Linked DNA regions of Homo sapiens: region 1 is linked to region 2. The links are chromatin loops, found by intact Hi-C in ENCODE. Cell type or tissue: heart right ventricle. All regions are shown on one strand. Each heading gives the region's core, and the rest is flanking DNA. Links, peaks and the distances in the headings are about the cores only.

Evidence for each region. Peaks named below come from ENCODE experiments on the same cell type or tissue, not always from the same donor. Only the 100,000 strongest peaks of a DNase experiment are listed, where the experiment ranks them.
Region 1: it touches region 2 in a loop (3-fold over the local background); 94 of 110 quality-filtered maps call a loop at or near these places.

The regions. Positions count from the first base shown.
Region 1 is chr9:18,257,240-18,268,820 of GRCh38, forward strand. It overlaps a transcript of ADAMTSL1 not described here. Among named protein-coding and RNA genes, the nearest start is that of ADAMTSL1, 210 kb to the right of the region's middle. In heart right ventricle, for the core only: no CTCF peak of the experiment used is centred there; no DNase peak of the experiment used is centred there; H3K27ac peaks cover 1,748 bases.
Region 2 is chr9:19,006,883-19,018,463 of GRCh38, forward strand. All of the region lies in intron 1 of SAXO1 (stabilizer of axonemal microtubules 1), which reads right to left. Among named protein-coding and RNA genes, the nearest start is that of SAXO1, 21 kb to the right of the region's middle. In heart right ventricle, for the core only: a CTCF peak has its summit at 6,496 (motif pointing left); no DNase peak of the experiment used is centred there.

The sequences.
Region 1 (11,581 bases), core at 2,176-7,175, 750 kb before region 2:
ATTTTGTAATTTTCTAATTTATCAAGAGTATCTTGCTACAGAATGGAGGAGATCCAAAAAGATAATGTGAAAGGCAGAGAATTCAAAACAAAATCCAACTCAATTAAAAATTTGCAATGGACTTGAATAGACATTTTCTCTAAAGATATACAGATGTTCAATAAGCGCATGAAAAGATGCTCAACACCCCAGTTATTAGGAAAATGTACAATAACACAACAATGAAATATCACTTCACACTACAATAGTTATTATTCCAAAATAATAATAATAACAACAACAGAAAATAAAATGTGTGGGTGATGATATGGAGATATTGGAATCTTCGTGCATTGCTGTTGGGAGTGTAAAATAGTACAGCCCCTATGAAAAACAGTTGAGCAGCTTCTCAAAAAGTTAAGCACAGAATTACTTTATCATCCAGCTATATTCTCTTTCTAGATATATACCCCCAAAGAACCGAAAGCACACACCCATGTTTATAGTGCATTATTCACAATAGCTAAAAGGTGGAAACAACAGATGAGTAGATAAATGAGGCCTAGACATAAAATATTATTTGGTCATAAAAAGAAATGATTCTGATAGAGTTATAATGAATCTTACAAATATGCTAGGTAAAATAAGGACAAATACTATGTGATTCCAATTATAGAAGGCACCTAGAATAGGAAACTTCATAGAGACAGAAACGAGAATTGAGATCTTCAGAGCAGAAGGAAGGAGGGAAAAAGGAGTTATTGTTTCCTGGGTACAGAATTTCTGTTTGGGATGATGAAAAAGTTTTTGGAAATAGATCTTGGTGATAGCTGCACAACAATGTGAATGAACGTACGTAAAGCTGCTAAGTTGTACTCTTAAAAATAGGTAAAATGGCAAATTTTATGTTATGTGTATTTACAAGTAATAAAATAAAAACCAGGTTTTTTGCTAAATTGTACACTTAAAAATAGGCAAAATGGCAAATTTTATGTTGTATGTATTTACCAGTAATAAAAGAACAACCAGAGTTCCTTTCTCAAACAAGATGCGTACGCAAGAAAAAGATCAATGAAAAGGCAAGGTGATATGCTAGTATGCAAAATGAGGTAAACGAGGAATTATCTGAAATAAAAGAAAAAGAGTTGGAGATGACAGAACATTGGGAGAAAGAGGGTTCTGAGCCAGAAAGCCACATAGGAGAAAGGAGGATGGGGAATGCAGGGAGAGCCTCAGAGCCTGCCAGGGCCTCCTTGTAATTGCAGCTTTCTCTGCATTCTCTCTTCTTCCCTTAATCTGCCATCCTTGCCTCTTGCCATTCTGTTCCAAAGGGAGAGGTCTCACCTAGCAGAGACAATCACATTCCTGTGTGGCCTGGATCTCCACACCCACCGCCAGTGCCTTCTCCAGGACCCTCATGGCACCAGGATCCCCGCCCGCATCATCGATCTTTCCCTGGCTCCTGGAGTCTTCCAGTAGCGCTTCTGTGTGCTTACATTGCTCTCTCAAATGAACCAACAAAGCCTGCAAATTCTGCCTGGTCCCTCACACACCAGGTTGTCTCTCATCTTTCTCCTTGTCATAACCACGCATCTTCACTTACTGTCTACACATCCTTAATTTTATTCAGTCTTTATTATACTTTGGCTTCTCTCCTGATTATTGAATGAAATTGCTTCTGCGTAGGTCAGCAATGACCTTCATCTTACCAAGTCCAGTGAACATTCCTCAGTCCTTACCAGAATTGCCACGATCATTCAACGCACTTGACGACTCCCTTCTTGACATAGTCTCTGCCATTGGCTTCCAGTTAAGTGACTTTTCTTTGACTCTGAGTCTTCACTGTTGGCTTCTGTTTCCTGCATATTTCTCCTGGCTCCATATTATATCCTCTTTCCTTCTCTCTACATTCATTTCCTAGGCAATTTCTTATGCTCATGTGGGCTTAAAACACCATCCATGTGCTTACCAAAGTCATAGCTTCCAGCCCAAACTTTAGGAATGAAAGGCCCATATAGCCAACCACCTACTACCCATCTTAGTTAAATTCCTCATCTACGCTTTGGGAAGCTGAGGTGAGCGGACCACTTGAACCCAGGAGTTTAAGACCAGCCTGGGCGACACGGTGAAACCCGTCTCTACAAAAAGTACAAAAAATTAGCCAGGCATGGTGGCACATGCCTGTAGTCCCAGCTACTCAGGAGGCTGAGGTGAGCCCGGGAGGCAGAGGTTGCAGTAAGCTAATATCCTGCCACCACACTCCAGCCTGTATGACAGAATAACTCTGTCTCAAAAAAAAAAAAAAAATACATATATCCTTATGTAGCATCACAAGCTTAATGTGCTCAGGTAGTACAGCTTACAAGGCTCCCAGGGGACACAGCCCTCCTCTTTCTGCTCCCCTCTCCCCCCATCACACCTCCTTTGACTTGTTAGGTTTCCATCACTTTGACTTTTCTGAAAGTTTCCTAAATGTGCCAAACTCAAGTTTTCTTGGGAACTGGGGTCTAATAACGCCTAATGCGCTTGTAAGATGAAATAAGGTAATAGGTGACGTGCTTAGAGTAATAGGAAATGGTGCCATTGTGTTATTTTTATTCCTATTCATGCTGGTTTTCTTAGTTAAAAAAATAAAAAGGGAAAGAACAATTATATAAAGTTCACAATTATGGTTGTTTCCTAGTCACTGTGAGATCATGATCTTTCTTTGTAACTACTTACCATTTTTAACTCATTCAAGGAGTTGGAAATAATTTGCTGATACTACCCCTCTGGAAGACTTGGAAATTAGTTTTTATCTTATTTTAACATTGAGAAAACTGAGGCTGGCATTTAAACCGTCAAAGGCATCAGCCAGCTCAGGGCAAATCTTCACACTATTATGTATTGTTTATCCTTGGGAAAGCTTTAATTCCATTTCAGCTTTCCAGCTAGCAATGTTGGCATTGCGTAGATACCACCATGGATGGTAAAAATGGGGACTGGCCAATTAAAGCCCCCTGCTGAGTCTTCTACCCACTGAACTAGAATCCTTACTTTCACACAGCTCAGAGCAAGCATGCTTCCAGTACCAAATCATTTGGCAGTCTTCAATGGCATGAAAAACAACTGTTTGTACAGCAAAATATTTTCCAGAGCTAGAAGCCCATAAAGATTATTGCCTTCTTTTTAGTACACAGAAATATTCCGCAAACATGACTGTCTCGGCTTTCAGCAATATGGCACCCAGCAGGGAGAAGGCTCTCTCCAATCCTACCTTGTTGTCCATTGTTGGGCTACCTGGGCCTAGGATCCTCCACGGTGCCTGCCCATCCTCCCACCAGTCAGGCTCACCATTGGCCATCCCAACCTGAGGAGAAAGAAAATCCAGCTGGTGAGGCTGGCCCTCCCTGCTAATGCAGGGGCCTTGGCATTGTTTCTGCTGCCAATCTGGTTGCCTACTTGTTGCCTCTGGAAGCCTGCACTTTCTCTGTGGCTTTTGTGGTCGTTTCCATCTGCCAGTGTGGTCCCTCTCCGAGGCACTAGTGTGCCAGACCAGCCTATTTGAATTGGTGCCAGGCCACTTACGGGGGAGGTGAAGCCAAATCCCATATATTTAAAACTGTAATGCTTTGCTTGTCCACCTAGCTCCCGTCTCCTGAAGTCATTAGTTGTGGTTTTACTTTACTGTTAAAACACTCTTCTTTTTTTCCTTTCTCTCGGCTCTGGCTATGTTCAGCTCTATATATTTAGCAAGTTGTATGTAAGTAGAGATTCTGCTGTTCTACTTAAATCTCCTCTTTTTTTCCTTTTTCTTTTTTTTTTTTTTTTGTGTGTCCTACAGAAAGAGAATGTGTTTCCTATTAAATGGGGGAAAGTGTGGGGCGGGGGGTGGGGGAAGATAGAGAGACCTGCTGTTTGACTAGAACGGAAAGTGATAGAGAGTGGCAGTCTGTCCAGCAACACAGGAGTAGGGTGAAGCCCATTTCTGTGGCCACAGGACAGATATCATCCCTGATCTTGTATTTCTTTGGGAAAATAGACTTGTGGTTGCTTGAGAGAGGCCTTTTGTGCTTCATTTTGCTTGACACATTTTAAGGCCCTTAGAATATCACAGGGATCCGTTTGCACAGCATCTGAGGCTGTGTAAAGATAAAGCATGGTTGTGCAATCTAACACAGATAAATAATAACATTTCCATCTGACAGCTGCATTAGGCAAGTAAAGTGATTTTCCTGAAATCCCTCAGGAAGCTCGAGATACATCTAGGAACACAACATGTGAATTCTAAGCCTCAGACTTTTCACCCATGGACACATTGCTCTGTCTCTATTTACTCTAGAATTCTGCACATATGTTTTTCAAGTAAATATTTGGTTCTGGGGAGACTTTAGAGGAAAATATTCCAACCTTTGACAGTTAAAGGTGCTGGATTAACAGTGCTATAGACCAAAGTCTGTCATTTATCAATACGTAGCCATTCCTTGAATAGCTGTTGTCCCACAGTGTAGCTGCTGTGGGCTTACACTGCAGGGGTGCTAACAGACCTTGTATTTACTAAAAGCAAGAAGAGAACTATTGTAGGTGGCACGCATATCATATGTGTTTTCTGGAAGCACCCTAAATAAAATCAAAAACGGAATTCACAGTATGGAAAAATATTCTTTGTGGGGTGACAAAACAGTTTCTAAATTGGTAAATATGAAGGCTACATGAAAGAAACATGGGCTGATGAGTCTCTACCATAAAACCTATGTAATTCATCCTCTGCAAAAATATGTGAATTTCCCATCTGACTTAAAACATGCAATTACAATATGTATGGTAACTAGACATGCCGGGACTTGTATAAAATGAGAATTTGACTAATGTGTTAGATATATATATAATGTGTTTGACTAATTTGATAGATATAGCCAGGCAAACCCTACGACTTCATTTTAGATAAATCTTACCAGAGTGAGGGTCACAAATTTAAATATTTTCAGAGCCTGGTAAGTAACTAAATGAGAGTAATGACTGGTGGAGTATACAGGAGCTAAGGATCATATATTAGGGGGTGGTGGAGACTGTGGCAAAATAGAACACCCAAGGCCCTTATAAAGGATGCAGTGCCCACAGCTTCAACCAATGCATGTCCAGAAGGAATGGAGGCCCAGTGTGGTCAGATCATCTGATCTTTCAAGAGAACGTGAAAATCCAGATTTTTACATAAACATATTATTTTTAAATGTGAATAACTAATTTTTAAAAATGTATACACTGTTGGCCAAAGAAAGCATATCGTATAAGAGACATTCTTCAGGGGATAGAGTACCACTGAGCTTCTTCTATTCTTGAGGGTGACAATTTATATGATGAAATATGGGAGCTTCTTGCAGGAGTTAGTAGAGAATGGAAAAACCCAGGGAAAAATGGGATGGTTTGGTATAATTCAGAGATTCTCATTTGGCACCTACAAGAGCAGTATGTTGATCACAAATAAAAAATCCTCCAAAAATATTTCAAATAGGAAAAGACCAAGGGAATTCCAGAAAAGTTCATCGGGGTATGTGTGCTCAAAAGATAAACTGATTCTGATTGGTTTCTGCAAGTAGGAGAGCAAGAGACTATATGGAATGTTCAAATGACAACAGAGAAAGTACTTTTGATCTGGTTGCACCAGGATCCACACTGAAAGAACACATCATTTGAACTAGTTGAGAGCAAAACTTGGAACTAGTAAGTGAAATATAAGTAACATAAACATCTGATTGATGAGTTAGTCTGTGCCAAGATAATTAAACCAATGAAAACTGGGTACAAGTACTGAGCTAATATGCACAGGATGTATAGCCCAGAGTTTGCTGACATCAGTAAAGTGATTGTTTCACTAGGAGGATCTTAGAAGGCATATGTTATTTATCTTTTTCATCACAGGCCCTAGCACAATGGTTGGCACATGAGAAGCCCAGAAAATGACCATTCAGTAAAGAAACCATAACCACATGATAGCACATTTTGGACTGAAGGGGACACAGGGGAGCAATGATGTATTTAGTGCCAGATTTAATGGCTACTTCTCAGTGCACATACTCTTCAGTGGAGGAGATCTAACATTATTGAAACTCCAGTCATCGTCTCCTAGAATTTTCTAATATCTCCCTTTCCTGATCTTTTCTTTACCTTTCTATTTTTCGGGCTTTCCCCCTTTAATCTAATTCCCTGGCTCCTGTTGCTTCCTCCGTGTGCCTCTTCAATGTTGGCGTCACCTGGTGTTGTAGAACTCTCAGCACTTCTCCCTCTACAGTCTTCTTTGGTGATCCCATCAACGCAGTCAGTTCAGCTCTCATTTATATGTTGACATCCCCACATTCCAGCCTGACCGCAAATTCCGAAGCCAAATTTTTAGCTACTATTGTGGACTGAAAGTTTCTGTCCCCTACCCCAATTCATATGTTGAAGTCCTAATCCCCAGTGGGGCTGTATTTGGAGATGGACCCCCTAAGGGAGTAATTAAGGTTAAATTAGTCATAAGGGTGGGGTCCTGACATGATAGGATGAGTGTCCTTATAGAAAGAGACTCGAGAAAGCTGGTTGCTCTATGGACATGCACCAAGGGAAGGCCACGTGAACACACAGGGGGATGGTAGCCGCCAACAAGCCAGGAAGAGAGCCCTCAGCAGAAATTGAATCGGTGACTCCTTGATCATGGACTTTTAGCTTCCAGAACTGTGACAAAAAAAATGTCTGCTGTGGAAGTCACTCAGTGTATGGCATTTTGTTAGGGCAACCTCAGCAGACTAAGACAGTTCCTGGACATTTTAATTAAATTAATCTATCTATGCATTAAATGCAACCTCTTTAAAAGAGAACTCATCAGTTAGCTACCTCCTACATTCTGTTGTCCTCCTGTCTGCTGTGTCTCCATTACTAGCATCTAGATTCTCTAGAATTTTTGGTCATTGTCTATTCCTCCCTCTTAATGACCTACTCAATCCAGTTATTTATTTATTATTATTAAAGTCCTAATAATTTTGTCCCTCAAATACCTTCAAATATAGTTTCTTTTTCTTGATTCTGGCTATCTCATCTATATTTTAGGACCTCACCATGTCTAGCTTGAAATTTCTCTTAATCGATCCTTAACTTCCAATGTATATTCTACCTTATATCCGGAATTATTCTTATAAAACATCTGATTGTATACCAGCCCTGACTCCTGCCCGGTGTCTAAGCAACTTGATACCACGTAGGAGAGCTCTCCTCTGAAGAAGTGTCCCATTCAGAATAACAACCTGTAGGGGCTGGGGAGTGATGTCCACAGATGGGATATGGAAGAAGTCAAAAGCCACAGGCACTGCCTCAGGAGTCCCCTTAACAAGGACCCCAAGGAAGCTGAATGAAACAGGCCCCCGACAGGAGTGAGATTAGACAGTAAAGAAGTAGAAAGTTTAACTTCTGGATGCCACAGGGAATTTCCACTTCCAATTTAAGGACTTAATGTTTATTACAGGTTATTCCTGGTGATTATAAAGCATACCTACCAAAATTGAGTTTGCCATAGATATGATGGAAGTAGCTAAATTTTTAAAACATCTCTGTGTCTCTTGTATAGGATATCAATTCTTGTTGGAGGCTCTGGACTCAGATTTAGACTGCATAGACTTAAGTTCTGGCTTCACCACCCATTGTATGTCTTTGGGCAAGTGACTTTACCTTGCCAAGCCTTCATTTCTCTGTTACATACATAAATAATGATAGTATGTTTTAATAATAGTAAATTGTCTTACAAAGTTGTTAGAAGGATTAAATAAAGTAAAGCACATAGCACAGTACCTGGCCTATGGGAAGGACTTGGTGAACGTTTACACTGGTGTTAGTCATAGCCACAGGAATAGTATTTTCTAATAATGTTTTAGTAAAAGTGCTAACAAAAGGCACTTTAAATTCTAGAGCTCAAAGAACTCAGTTTGAGAAACACTGACCTAAGCTCCAGACATACTGGCCTCCTTCTGCTCTTTAAATATGCCAGGCCTGTTGTACCTTGGGGTCGTTTCTCTTTCTGTCTCTTCTTCCCGGATACTCTTCTGCCAGAGCTCTGCATGTATTGCTTCCTCAGTTAATTCAGGTCTTTATTTCAGACTCATCTTCTTGGTGAGGCCCATCACCCCACCCATAGCCAGTGCTTCCTATCTATTCCTCTTCCTGATTTATTTCTGCTCTTGAATACTTATTACTAGCCTGGTATTTATTATACTTAATAGAAGAGACTTTTATTGTCTCCTTCTCCCACTACATGAAGCCAGGGATTTTTGTCTGTTTTGGTTCCTAGCACCAATAGAGTCTCAGTAACTATTTATTGAATGACTGAATGAATAAGCTATGGTAAAATCTTTAACATAAAGGTATATACCCTGAGCACAAAATGTTCATTTAACAGTGCCTGCTAAAATAAGATTTCTTTTTGCTATTTATTTTTTAAAAGAATATGCTAACTATTGTACTCATATAAGCATTGAGAAATTTTTGCCAAAAATGTCTTTTAAAATAATCTTAAATAGAATCATTACACATGGTATACAGTTCTAAAAGAAAGGAAGACAGCTAAATGTTTAGGAAAATGAAATTATGGAAAAGGGAGGTTAAACTGCAATGTATTATAAGTTTTCAGAATGGCACAGGATCAATGATGTTACCTAAATCATAAATATCACCTAGAATGAAAACCAATATTGTGAAAGTTAGACCTGGCTCCTGCCAACAGGGACATTTACTATTTTTTGAGTGATATTTGTGACATTAACATGGAATAACTTTAATTTAAAATAAAAAATAATTAAAATTTAAAGTAAAAATAATTTAAGAACTTTTTAAAATTTAAATTTATAAAGACCACTCTGGCTTATAGCATTATCATTATTAGGCACTGATATCCCAGAAGTGCAATTTACAAAGACAGCAGGCGCCACTGCTGCTCCAATTATACACTTCTCATTGTCTTGCCTTCTGCCTAGTAAAGCTTATTTTCTCATTTGTATTTCTTTGCTGGTGTAACTTTTTCACCTAGGTGAACTGTGGTTTGGTGGGAAGAATGCCTTAGCAAGGGCATGGGTCACATCTAGGAGACTATCACCTCCTGAAGTCACAGCAGACCAGAGCCTGGTCCTCCATCCAAAAATTCAACTGTGTTGGGTAATCCTGAGTCAGTCGGCCAAGAGAACTGAATGAGCCTCACAAACCAAACTGATTTGAGTAGACAGCAACAGATATGACTGTGGATATCTATTCATAATCAAAAATGATACTTCATGAGCTTCTGGTGTCTTAGGAACTATTGAGTGAGGGTCAGGCTCTTTCTTCCTGTCGATGAGCTCTGGGAAAGCTAAAACTTGAATCAAAAGTTCTATTTGTTTGTTGAGTTTTCAGAAATATAAAGCCAGAACAAATTCAAGTGTTTCTAAAGAGTCACCCTCCGGAAGGATGGCGTGGTTCCATGGTCCTCATCATGGTGATGGTCTCACTTCAGGGGCCCTATCGATTAACCCCATTGGACAAGACTCAGTAAACATGGCCAGCTTCTGACTCTTTGGAATTTTTTCATTTCTCACATTGACGGTTCCTTTTTTCTTTTAATAAATCTTTCTCCAGACAGATGAAAAAAGAGTTGATTAGGTTTCAGCTTGCCAAATTACAATCATATTCCAGGTCCAGGCTTCTTGCAATAACTTCTCGAGTCCTTCCTGTTGGAATTGCATTGTTTCTAACCTCTTCAGTTTCTCACCTGAAGACGACGTACACAGCAGGAATGAGTTTGCTCAGGTGCAGGGGAGATTGCACATGAGCAAGATGTTCCACAACATCTTGCCACTACTTCATTTGATCTGACTTCTCTGTGCTTTGCAAAAAGAATTGCAGTGGCATTTAGCAGGCCTATTGTACAGGATCTTACAAACATCACTTTATGTTGCTGTTCTCTGAAGTGAACTGGAGCTATTTTGAATCATGTCCGGACTCCCAAAGCCAAGTTAGTTGCAGTGTCATTTGGGGACTATTTTTCAGAGGCAATATAGTCAGTCATGCAACGATTTCTTACTTCATAGTATGAGTATCAGCCAAGCTCAGTTCCAGATGGTATTTAAAGGGTAGCATTTTGAGCTTTTATCTTTTATAGTTCTTACAGGTGAGAGAGCTGGTAAACACAGGACCTGACTCTTGCATGTGGCCAGATTGAATTCAGATTAGTTCATACACAGAAACTTATCAGAAACACATTTTTCTTGCCACCAGAAGAGAGGACAAATGGCAGGAAATGTAAAATTTGTGCATTACCATGCTTCAGCGCATGGCTTACAGAAATGAACCTGTCATTGTATTCAGGGCTGCAGGAGTTCTTACTTAGTTAAGAGGAAAGCACTCTACGAAAACTGAAGAAAGAATAGACAGAATTCTATTGATAAGTGTTCTAATTGTAAATAACTCAGTTCCCAACTCACCTTTAATAAGTATTTTTTAATAATTTGTTTTAAGTTTAGAAAAGTGAATTGTAAACCTTTCTATATTTCTCAGGTTACTCAAAGGCTATTAAAAAAAAAAAACAAAAACAAAAACAAAAAAACCTTAATCTGAGAAAAGACACTGAGCCCAGAAACCAGGATTTTGTCTTGTAGCGGCTTTGAAACATACATTCTTCTTTGAATGAAAGATTTCTTAGAGATTTTACTTTGCCTTCTAATTTCTCATAATCTCACAATATACAGATTTCTCATAATCTCAGAATTTCTCATAATCTCATAAGGTACAGATTTAAAAAATTTAAGTATTGTGCTTAGAAGTAAAATGTATTTAATTAGGAAAGATTGATTGATCTAAATATAGCCAAGAAGATGTGAACCTTCCTTTGGTATAATGTGCTGCATTAAATTGTCTTTTAGCATAAAGCTTTGGAAGCTGAATATTATGCTATATGTTTAGAATGCAATTTATTAGATACTTTAAGTCACTGTGTTTATTCTGATATCTCTATTTTGGCTTGTTTTCTATCATCTATATCAAAAATAGTTTGAGGTTGAGTCACTGCTACTTGTATTGATTATAATAGTATGTGAGCAAAATAACCCCCTTTTGGGGCATATTGGTTCCCAAACCACTGGTTTTCCCCCCTTCTTGTTAGTTTCTTTCTACTTTATTTGGTTTATCAGTTTTAAATTACAAAATCACAGCAGCTGCACAAAAATACACATGATGAGATTTCAGAATTGCCCTTTTATGTCATTTGGTAAGATATCAGTCATTTAAAGATATTTAGGAGAAGAAGGAGCAGGGGACATTGAAAACTATGACACATGTGTGAAGCATTCCCATCCTCTCTGGGCTGACAATGCCTCCATTCATTTCTCTAGACTCCGGGGAATATGTTCTTCCTTTCTTCCAGGAATGTGGGTTGGCCAGAGAAAAAGAGAAAGAGAGAAGGGCAGTAGAGTCCTCTCTAAATCATCAAATACCTTTCCAACTGACAGACTGGCTCATTCTCAGTGTGGACTTTAAAAGAAGGAAAGTTGAAATAAGTTATTTCAAAATAGCATATGGTGATTCCTTTACTAGTGAGATCTTTTGTTTATTCTTGAGATTGGAAATAAAAGCA
Region 2 (11,581 bases), core at 4,318-9,317:
AAAAATACAAAAATTAGCCAGGTGTGGTGATGTGCACCTGTAACCCCAGTTACTCGGGAGGCTGATGCAGGACAATCACGTGAACCCGGGAGGCAAAGGATGCAGTGAGATGAGATTGCACCACTGCACTCCAGCCTGGGTAACACAGTGAGACTCCATCTCAAAAATAAAAATAAAAAAAATAGACCAGGTGCTGTGGCTCATGCCTGTAATCCCAGCACTTTGGGAGGCCGAGGCGGGTGGATCATGAGGTCAAGAGATCGAGACCATCCTGGCCAACATGGTGAAACCCCATCTCTACTAAAAATACAAAAATTAACTGGGCGTTTTGGTGCACGCCTGTAGTCCCAGCTACTCGGGAGGCTGAGGCAGGAAAATCGCTTGAACCCGGGAGGCAGAGGTTGCAGTGAGCTGAGATCGTGCCACTGCACTCCAGCCTGGTCAAAGAGCAGAACTCCATCTCAAAAAAAAATGAAAAAATAAACTGGTTAAAATGTTAAATTTTAAGTTACATATTTTATCACATTTAAAAAAACAAAGAAGTTCAACTTTTTAAAATACGGACTTTTTGGATCTAGCAATATATCTTTAAACACTTTAGAATCTGTGACCTGAAAACTAAGTCTGACTCCCTTCTTTTAGAAGTTTAGATTCTCCTTCCCTCTGTGCCATTCCAGAGTTTTACCCTAGGTAACCAACTTCTGTTTAGAACAGCAAAACATTACTTTCTTTTCTTAGGACTCATTTCTACAATCACCATCTAAAATCAGGAGTCAACAAACTATGGCCTTAGAGCCAAATTCAGCTTGCTACCTGTTTTTCTACAGCTTGCTACCTGTTTTTCTACAGCTTATGAGCTAAGAATAATTTTTACATTTTAAAATAGTTGAAAAATTAACAGGGATATTTCACGACACGTGAAAATTGTATGTAATTTCCATTTCAAGGTAATAAATTAAGTTTCATTGGAACACAGCATGCCTGTTCTTTTATGTATTGTCTATGGCTACTTTTGTACTACAAAGACAGAGTTGAATAGTCACAACACAAGGGATACAGTCTGCAAGTCCTCAAACATTTACTACCAGGTCTTTTTTTTTTTTTTTGGAGACAGGGTCTCTGTCACCCAGTCTGGAGTACAGTGGCACCGTCTCAGCTCACTGTAGCATTGACCTCCCAGGCTTAAGCCATCCACTCACCTCAGCCTCCCAAGTAGCTGGGAGCTGGGACTACAGGTGCATGCCATCACACCTGGCTAATTTTTGTATTTTTAGTAGAGAGGGGGTTTCACCATGTTGCCCAGGCTGGTGATCTTGAACTCCTAAGCTCAAGCGATCTGCCCACTTTGGCCTCTCAAAGTGCTGGGATTACAGGCCTGAGCCACCATGCCCAGCCTACCTGGTCCTTTATAGAAAAAGATTGCTGATTTCTGATCTAAATTATCAACTCAGTAAAGGACGAAATGCAGTGTCAAATTCCACTGAACTTCCCTTTGAGCTAACCACTCAGTTGTTATTTTTAAAGATCCAAGCAATAGGGCCATTCTCAGATTGAACTGACCTTTACTTTCACAAATCAAAATGGCAATTTCTGGAAGGAGCAGAAAGCTATTTTGAAGCCCATGGTAAGAAATTGAGGGTGAACAGGGGAGGAGAGAGGCTTGCCATATTTGAAGAGTTGAGTGATTGAGGCAGAAAATGCTAGATACCTACCCGAATATTTATCTTCCTCTTTTTCCTTAGCAAAACAATCCCCAAATAACTGTGCCAGCTGTAAAGTCTTCTATAATACTTCTGTGAGGTCTCCTTAAAGTGTGTGCATGTGCTGTCATACTAACCCCACTCAGCCCGACTATGACGACACTGGATAAGAAACAGGACAAATCAGAAAGGAGAAGGAGGGGACCCCCAGCCACTGCAGGGGACTTTTTCCAAGGGCAGGTCCAGGAGCAACTGTGTCTGGCAAACATACCTGTTCTCTGGGAGCCCTTTTCAGCATGCATGCAACTTAGCAACTCAGCGAGGGGAAAGCTGATCACAGCACCGGAAGTTCATTAATCACCAAATTGAAAGCAATTGATCATCTGGCTAATTGATGGGTCAGTTTAGTCCAAATTCATTCATATATGCAGCAAACTATTATTTCCAAAAATGTCTAGTTCGCTTTCAAATAAACAAATATAATTTATTTTAATCAGTACCCCCACACAGCAACAGCAGACAGAATTAAATCTGTCTTGCCTATAATTTTCCTCCCCTGTGTTCATGGAATAAAAACTATGCAAACAAGATTGGGCTAAAACTATTTTCTGTATTTTTAGAGTAAAAAAAAATCTTCACATTGTTTTTCAAATCTGCCAAATTTAAAAAAAAAATTTAATCCCAGCAGAGCTAAGAAAGGTAAAAAGGGAGTTTCAAAACTAAGTCACCCCAACCATCACAGCAGAAAATTTTCCAAGCTGAGGTTAATTTTTAAGCATGGGGAGTCCTGCCACTTCTGTGATTGCAGCTCCAGTTGAAACTAAAAACTCAACTAGGAATACCCGGAGATATAGCCATGATGATATAAACAGCTCAAAAAGAAGCCCCCAAGTTATAAGACGTGGCAAAAAGGGGGAAGCTGCAGATGCTTTTTGGGCTCTGGGCAAACTCCCGAGACCCCAGGTGGAAACTGTGAAGTAATAGAAACAATTTGGTATTTAAATCTGTGCAGAGAGGAGTACACAGAATGAAATGGAACAAGCATCAGGGAAAATTGAGATTTCTTGTGGTGTTATTCCCCAAGTGGAAGCACTCTGCCTACTAAAACAGCTGTGAGAAATCCTGACCTGCTTACACTCTTTCATTACCAAAGCCAGTCAGATTTTCCTTTACTCATGCAATTTCCATCACCTCAAAAAGAATATTCACCGTCTAAAGAGGTGAAGTCCATTAAAGTTTTGGGGTTTTCTTTTTTTTTTTTTGAGACAAGGTCTTGCTCTGTCACCCAGGCTAAAGTGCAGTGGCACCATCTCTGCTCACTGCAACCTCCGCCTCCTGGACTCAAGCTATCTTTCCACCTCAGCTTCCCAGGTACCAGGAACTACAGGTGCATACCACCACATCTGGCTAATTTTTTTGTATTTTTTGTAGAGACAGGGTTTCGCCATGTTGCTCAGGCTGATCTCGAACTTCTGGGCTCAAGGGATCCACCAGCCTTGGCCTCCCAAAGTGCTGGGATTTCAGGCGTGAGCCACTTTGCCTGGCCTACATTTTTAATCTAAAAAAAAACAACAACAACAACAAAAACACCTTATATAAAAGTTGAAACCTAGTAAGGTTTATTTTCACTTATCTGCACCTTACCCTTCCCAGGACGTTCTAAAACTCCTCAGGCAACCAGTGCCACGTGCAGTAGAGGGGTGGCCCTGGCACATGGTCATGGCCACATTTTTAGGGCTGGAACCCACATTTCCTGCATGCTTCTGAATCAGTCTTTCCATCAAGCTCCCTTCTGATGGGAAATAAAAGATAATCCAGGGGCTATTTGCTGTTTCTTTACACACCTCTGGTCCTACTAAACAAATATCCCATGTAACCAGGTTCCATATTTCTAGGAAAAAAAAAAAAGAAACCCTATAGTCTTTTAGAACCTGGCCAAGAATGTTAGGAGCAGAAAGATCCTGACCACCCGAAACAGTGAAGTTGTCCCAAAGCCCTTTCTTGTTAGTCCTGGTAAAGGCCCTTCTGTACTCTTTACTTGTTTATATAGAAATATATTATTTGGCTAGCTGACTCTCCAGAATAGAAGCAACTTATTTTAAAAACGGGTTAAAAAAGACAATTACAGGCAGGTAAGCTTATCAAAGAAATCAAGAAGGTATACAACAGTATTCTAGGAAATTTTCTTTCAATGTGATTACCAGGGGCAGTGAGGAGGGGAAACCTTTCCTTTCTCAATAGGACCACATAAAGGAAACCTTTTATTAGACCCAATTACTATAATTACCACCAAATATTGAACATTTAGCTATATGCCAGGCTGTACATTAAGTGCTTGACATACATTACCTGGTACAATCTCTTCAATATCCCCATTTTACACATCAGGGAACTAAGGCCCAGAAAGGTTTTTAAAAGTTCACATCTGTCTAACTCCAGAGTCTCTAACCTCTTCACTACACTACAGTATCCTGCATTGCTTTCTAATTGTTTTATGTAGATGTTTCAGTTGCATAGATTTTAAATTCCCTAAAAAAGTAAAAGTTAAGTATTCTACTTACCCTAATAGCACCCTAAACCTAAGCCAAGTTCAGAGCACTAAAAAGGCTTTTAAATACATGCGTGACTGAACTTCAGTATCAAATAACTCATTTTCTGACTGTCCCATTTCTCCAAATCCTATCAAACTACCTGCTGAGGCATTTGAGCCCATTGCCACTTTCTAACGAGGGAGGCAAGAATGGGCACAACCCCACAGTGTCACTAAACACTCATGCCCTGCTTCATCTCTTGCACTGGGAACCCCAAGGCCATAGATGACTTAAACAAAACATGGCTGAAAGAGACACGCCCGATGCACATGCAGATTGTCCCCTAAATTGAGCACATGAATAAAACTTACCCAAAGTTTTCATAAGCATCCAAGTTTCTTGTGTGCCCAGAGCTAAACCCTAAATTGTAGGGCCCAAGGCTAAGTCAACATCCTATCGGCAAATTGGTGGAAAGTAGGGTCAAAACTAGGATTTGGATAGATGGGTAGATACACCGACTCAGTATTAGTTTTACCTAATGGAATATGGCTATGTTATTCAACCCAAACTGATGGAAAAAATTACCAGTTTTAACAACCAAATCCAGTTTTTAAATAACACAAAATCTAAGTATGCCAATTACGAACCACTTCAGCTCTTTCTTCCTCCCTCCTCTTCTTTCTCAAATTCCATATTCTTACTAAACCATTTCAATTTTACCATTATTAAGCATAGATTTTTTTTTTTTTTTGAGATGGAGTCTCATTCTGTCGCCAGGCTAGAGTGCAGTGGCACAATCTCAGGTCACTGCAACCTCTGCCTCCCAGGTTCAAGCAATTCTCCTGCCTCAGCCTCCCAAGTAGCTGGGACTACAGGCGCAGGTCACCATGCCCGGCCAATTTTTGTATTTTTAGTAGAGACGGGGTTTCACCATGTTGGCCAGGATGGTCTCGATCTCTTGACCTCATGATCCGCCCACCTTGGCCTCCCAAAGTGCTGGAATTACAGGCGTGAGCCACCACGCCCGGCAAGGATAGATTTTTTTTAATGAGAGAGGAAAAAAGATGAGGCATATAGATGTTTGTTTTCTTTTGACCAAAGGCAAATAAAGAGAAGAAAAACTAGAGAAAATAAGATTTAGAGCCTTTTTCTCTCATCTATACCACTTACCATCTGGGGGTTAAGAGCTAGTTTTACTTTCTGAAACCTCTGCAATCTCTTTAGGGACAGTTAGAGGCGCTAGGGCGCCTCACCCCTAATCCTCCCCAAATCCTTAGGTCTGAATTATTAAAATAATCTGTAATAGACAACTGTAAATAGGACCTAGAGTGAAAAATGCTACATGTGAATGTAATCAACTTTGTGGTGTTGGTATATCTAAAGATATGTCAATGTGGCACGAACCATATGGGGGACGGTGGGCACAGAGTTAGATGGGCAACTCTAGCAAGGTACCTACAAGCACTGTCTGGATAAGGAGGCCTGGCAGAGGGGCTCAACCCACCCAGTCCCTAATCTCAGAAGGATACATCAGAACGTGCAAATGGCAGCAGTCCCCTTGCTTAGAACTCAGACAAGCAACCTGTGATTATATTTTGGCTTACTTTTAATTTTTCTAAACAGAAAGTATACTCTGACCAGCAAAAATGAGTTTCTAGGCACTCTCAGTAGATCTGTCTCATTCTAAATAAATTGGCATTTCAGTTTACACAGCAGTCTGTATTAGCCAGGTTAATATTAAGGGAGGCGCTGCGGAGCTCAGGGGGCTGCTCTCTCAGGGTGCTGACAGAAATCAAGATTCTGCACCAACAAAAAGCACCATCAAGTAATGCTAGGCTGTGAGGTTGTTTCTATAGGTCACGCTTTTCTCTAGAAACAACCCTGCCTCATCAGGCCTCTGCCAACCTTTCACAACCTCCACCTAGGCTGAAGGTGGCTCCAGAAGCTACACACAGGCACCTCTTGCATGCCTTTTCATCAAACTGGCCTTCCAGATAGATCCTGGAGGGGAACCACACCAAAAAAAAAAGGAATTTGTGAAAGACTAAATACACTTGATCTTAGCCAAAAGGCCGAGAAGCGATGAAAGACTAAATAACAGCACAAGGCATAAGGCATAAGGCATGGCAATTCAGCACACGAAATGCAGGTGGGTGCCTAAAGATCTTCACCACTGCGGGGGTAACAAAGCCAGGCTATAATAGCAGATTTTGCAACGCCAGTCCCTTTTACTTTCTTAGAGATTAGATTGCCCTCTTGTGGGAAATAGGAGGGGAAAGTTTCACAGTATTTCCCCTTACCTTTTTCCATGATGGCTATAGATAGAACACATCCTGTCTCAGGGCAAGAGCTGACCATTACCATTTAGGAATGCAGTCACAATACTGTCACGTCTTTTGGTATTTCAGAAGAAACTAAAAGTACGGATTTTTTTTTTTTTTTTTTTTTTTTGAGACAGAGTCTGGCTCTGTCACCCAGGCTGGAATGCAGTGGTACAATCTCCGCTCACTGCAACCTCTGCCTCCCGGGTTCAAGTGATTCTCCTGCCTCAGCTTCCCAAGTAGCTGGAATTACAGGCGTGCATCACCATGCCTGGCTAATTTTTGTATTTTTAGTGGAAACGGGTTTTCACCATGTTGGCCAGGCTGGTCTTGAACTCCTGACCTCAGGTGATCCACCCGCCTCGGCCTCCCAAAGTGTTAGGATTACAGGTGTGAGGCGCCACGCCCAGCCCAGATATTTAAAACTCATGAGATTTTACATGTTAGCAGCCAATATGCACTTTTTAGAAAAAATATTTAGCAGGCACCCAGTTCGTGAGCTGGGCATGTTAGTCTGTAACAGAGTCTGGTGAGTCTGAAATACAGGTTGTCAGTATAGTTAATAACAACGTATGAATAAAGTTAGTATACAGAGAGTTAAACGTCCTCAGGATAGTTTGGTGAGCCTGGAACACAGGCAGCATGAGGAGGAATGGCTGGAAAGGTAGAGTAGGGGCTTGATTAAGGGTAGAATTTGTTCTGTAATCAATGGAGAACTATCAAAGGCTTTAAATTGGCAAAAATCACCGGGTACGGTGGCTCACACCTGTAATCGCAGCACTTTGGGAGGCTGAGGTGGGCAGATCACTTGAGGCCAGGAGTGCAAGACCAGCCTGGCCAACGTGGAGAAACCCTATCTCTACTGAAAATACAAAAACTTAGCTGGGCGTGGGGGTGGGCACCTGTAATCCCAGCTACTCGGCAGGCTGAGGCACAAGAATCCCTTGAACCTGGGGGGCAAGGTTGCAGTTAGCTGAGATCACGCCACTGCACTCCAGCCTGGGCAACAGAGCGAAACTGTGTCTCAAAAAAAAAAAAAAAAAGTTAATTAATTAAATTTTAAAAATTTAAAAAAAAATTGGCAAAATTGCCTGATAGGAGTTTTAGAAAAATTGCTATCGGAAATATCACTGACTAGCCCCAGATAGAGGAGTGAAAATAGAACCAAGTAGCTCAAAGAAGCCACCAAACATACTTTGAAACTACAAGATGCTTTGTCAGTGGATAGGATCTTCTTTCATAGATTTAAGACTTCCTCTGAGAGGGGCTTAGAGGCTCAGGAGGTCCACAGCTTTGTCACAGGTATTACCTACCTGTTGTCTCCTCCGTTCCTGGGGAACAACTGAATGTTGGACAACATCCAACCATAGAGGCTCTACATGAAAAATAAAGCCAGTGCTGCTGAGGGTCAGTGTTCCCTCTTCCTGCCGGGGTTAGGAAGTCAAGACCAATAAACAAGACCAGTGAAGAGACCTCAGAGATCGTGAAAACATAAAAACCTCCCCTTGAGTTTTCTCTAATACTTAAGGGGGTGGAGAGTAAACGATCCTTTCCTGAGAAAGATGTAAGGCAAATCAGAGCTAAAAAACGAGAGAGAGTACTTCTGCTGATGATGATGAAGGGCGTTAAGTGCTGGTGTCACGTGTCAAAGCTGCTTCCACACAACCCCTTCCAAAAAAGCCTAAGGACAGACAGCATCTTTACCTTGCTTCTTTTTAATCAATAACTAAAAAGATTTGCAAGTCTTAAAATTGTATCCCTTCCTATGTCAACCAGCCCGGAGTACAATGGCATGATCATGGCTTACCGCAGCCTCAAGCTCCTGGGCTCCAGCAATCCTCATGCCACAGCCTCCCAAGTAATTGGGACTACAAGTGTGCACCACCATGTCTGGCTAATTATTTTTGTTTTGTTATTTTTTGTTTTTGAGACAGAGTCTCATCCTGTCACCCAGGCTGGAGTGCAGTGGCGTGATCTTGGCTTACTGCAAGCTCCGCCTCCCGGATTCAAGTGATTCTCATGCCTCCACTTCCCAAGTAGCTGGGATTATGTGTGTGTACCACCACGCCCGGCTAATTTTTGTATATTTAGTAGAGATGGAGTTTCACCACGTTGGCCAAGCTGGTCTCAAACTCCTAACCTCGAGTGATCACCCACTTCTGCCTCCCAAAGTGCTGGGATTACAGGCATGAGCCATCACGCCTGGCCCTTTTTTTTTTTTTTTTTAAGAGACTGAGTATCACTATGTGGCCCAGGCTAGTCTGAAATTCCTGGCCTCAAACGATCCTTCTGCCTCAGCCTCCCAAGTTGCTGGGATTACAGATATGAGCCATGGCACCCAGACATATCTCTTCTTTTTGAAAAAACACACCTTTGTGTTTTTGAGGTTGACACTCAATGAAGTAACCATGTGTTTTTTAAAGTGTAGTCCATCACCCACCTGCATCTGAATCACCAAAGTTGTTAAAACTTGCAGATTCCTGAGCCTCAGACCCACAGAATTAAAGTGTATGAAGTAGGGCCCAGAAATTGGCATCCTTCAAACAGCTCTCCAGTTGATTCTCAGGTACACTGAAGGCTGAGAATACTGAAGATTCAGACATTCACATGCAGGGGAAGGGCACCATCATGAGAAAAGCTTTGTCCCTCTCCAAGGACAATAATATAAGATCCATTCCTGTGATAAAGCCATTAATGCAAGGCTATAAAAGCATAACCCGGCCAGGCATGGTGGCTCATGCCTGTAATCCCAGCACTTTGGGAGGCCGAGGCGGGTGGATCCACTGAGGTCGGGAGTTCGAGACCGGCCTGACGAACATGGTGAAACCCTGTCTCTACTAAAAGTACAAAAATTAGCTGGGCATGGTGGTGCACGCCTGTAGTCCCGGCTACTCAGGAGGCTGAGGCAGAAGAATCGCTTGAACCCAGGTGGCGGAGGTTGTAGTGAGCCGAGATTGCGCTACTGCACTCCAGCATGGGCGACAGAGCAAGACTCCTTCTCAAAAAATAAATATGTAAATAAATAAATAAAAGCATAACCCATGGCTTGAGAATGCCTCTAGCCCAGTGATTCTCAGGTGGGGGCAATTTTGCCCCCAAGGAAACATGTGGCAATGTGCAGACACATTTTTGATTGTCAAAAGTGGGGTAGGTGCCACTGGCATCCAGTGGGTAGTGGTCAAGGATACTGCTAAACACCCTACAATGCACAGGACAGGCCCCACAACAAAAAATGTCCATTGGTGCCACAGATTAGAAACCCTGCTCTAACCTAAGTTGAGCCTTTTCATAAATGAATACAGAAATGTAAACAAAAGTTATTATTTTTCGCTAGCCATTTTCTTTTAACTATCTAACATCTGACTTTTTTTTTTTTTTTTTTTTTTAGCTACCTAACATTTTTTGAGATACCTTTCGTTTGATGAATTCCCACCATATTCATCTTGTGGAAGGCAGTGCCCACCCGCCACTACAGAAACCAAAAAGTGAGACGCCCCTGACAACCACCCACCTTCCTCTGTGAGGCCTGAGCATGTGACCAAGGCCTGGTCAATCAGAAGCTCCCCTCTGCAACTTCAATGCAGACCAATTGGGCCTGGCATGGTGGCTCATGCCTGTACTCCTAGCACTTTGGGAGGCAGAGGTGGGCAGATTGCTTGAGCCCAGGAGTTTGAGACCAGCCTGGACAACATAGTGAGAACTTGTTGCAAGGCAAAGGCAAAGGGCAAAGGCAGAAAGAAGAGAGAAAGAAAAAGAAAAAAAAAGATCAATTGATGCCAAAAAATCTGGAGTGACACTGGAGAATACAAGGGGAGGGACAAGAATTGAAAACCTACCTATTGGGTACTCTGCTAACTTCCTGAATGACAGGTTCAACCACACCCCAAACCTCAGCATCACACAATATACCTTCATAACAAACCTGTACACATACCCACAGAATCTAAAATAAAAGATGAAAAAATATTTTTTTAAAAAACTGGGGTGACAGTGAAGAATTCATTCTACAGACAGGGACACTGGCAGCACCAGAGCATGGCCAGTGACAGTTGTTGCAGCTACAGCATGCTGCACCAGAGCAGGCCTTAGCGGCTGGCTCACCAGTCTCTGCAGAGTGATTTGGGCTGTGGCTCTGGCCTTCTGGCCTCTCCTATACCTGTCCATATTCCAACCTTGCCTCTCCACACTTCTGCAAACTGCCCCACAGCCTTTTGCTTAAACAAACCAGTGTCCATTTTAGTTACTTCAACCAAGAATCCTGAATAATATAACCATTCCAGGAGCTTTCCCTGGTCCATCATTTAAAAATATCCATGCCTATCTCCTACACCTTCTAATGCAAGGATTAAATGCCTAAGAAGCTAAGAACACCAAAACAAAAACCTTAAATCCACATGTGATGATTTCAGGCATGCACACAAGTGAACTACTGGCATAGAAAACATGGAACTGGCTGTGCACAGTGGCTCACGCTTGTAATCCCAACAATTTGGGAGGCCAAGGCAGGAAGATCACTTGAGCCTAGGAGGTGACGATGACCCTGGGCAACATGGCAAAATCTCATCTCTACAAAAAATACAAAAATTAGTCGGGTGTGGTTGTACACACCTGTAGTCTCAGCTACCTGGGAGGCTGAGGTGGGAGGATCACTTGAGTCTGAGAGTTTGAGGTTGCTGTGAGTCATGACTGCACCACTGCACTCTAGCTGGGGCAACAGAGCAAGACCCCATCTCAAAAAAAAAAAAACAAACAAACAAAAACACCACCACAGAACCATTCTCCATGTTTTTGTTTTTTATTGTACTATATCATGTAAAGTTATTTATGATTCTTCAAATTCTTTTTGGGGAAGAAAAGCCTCTTAAAATTCATTTCTAGATAGAGCAGTGGAAGAGAAACAGGAAGTCTTGATTCATGTAAGTGTCAGAATTTCAGGAACTGCCATCGTTGGCAGGAAGGTGCAAAGAAGGCTTCCAAGACCAGAACCCAGTTTAGGAACAGCTCCAAGGTGGGTGTGAAGTGGTACATT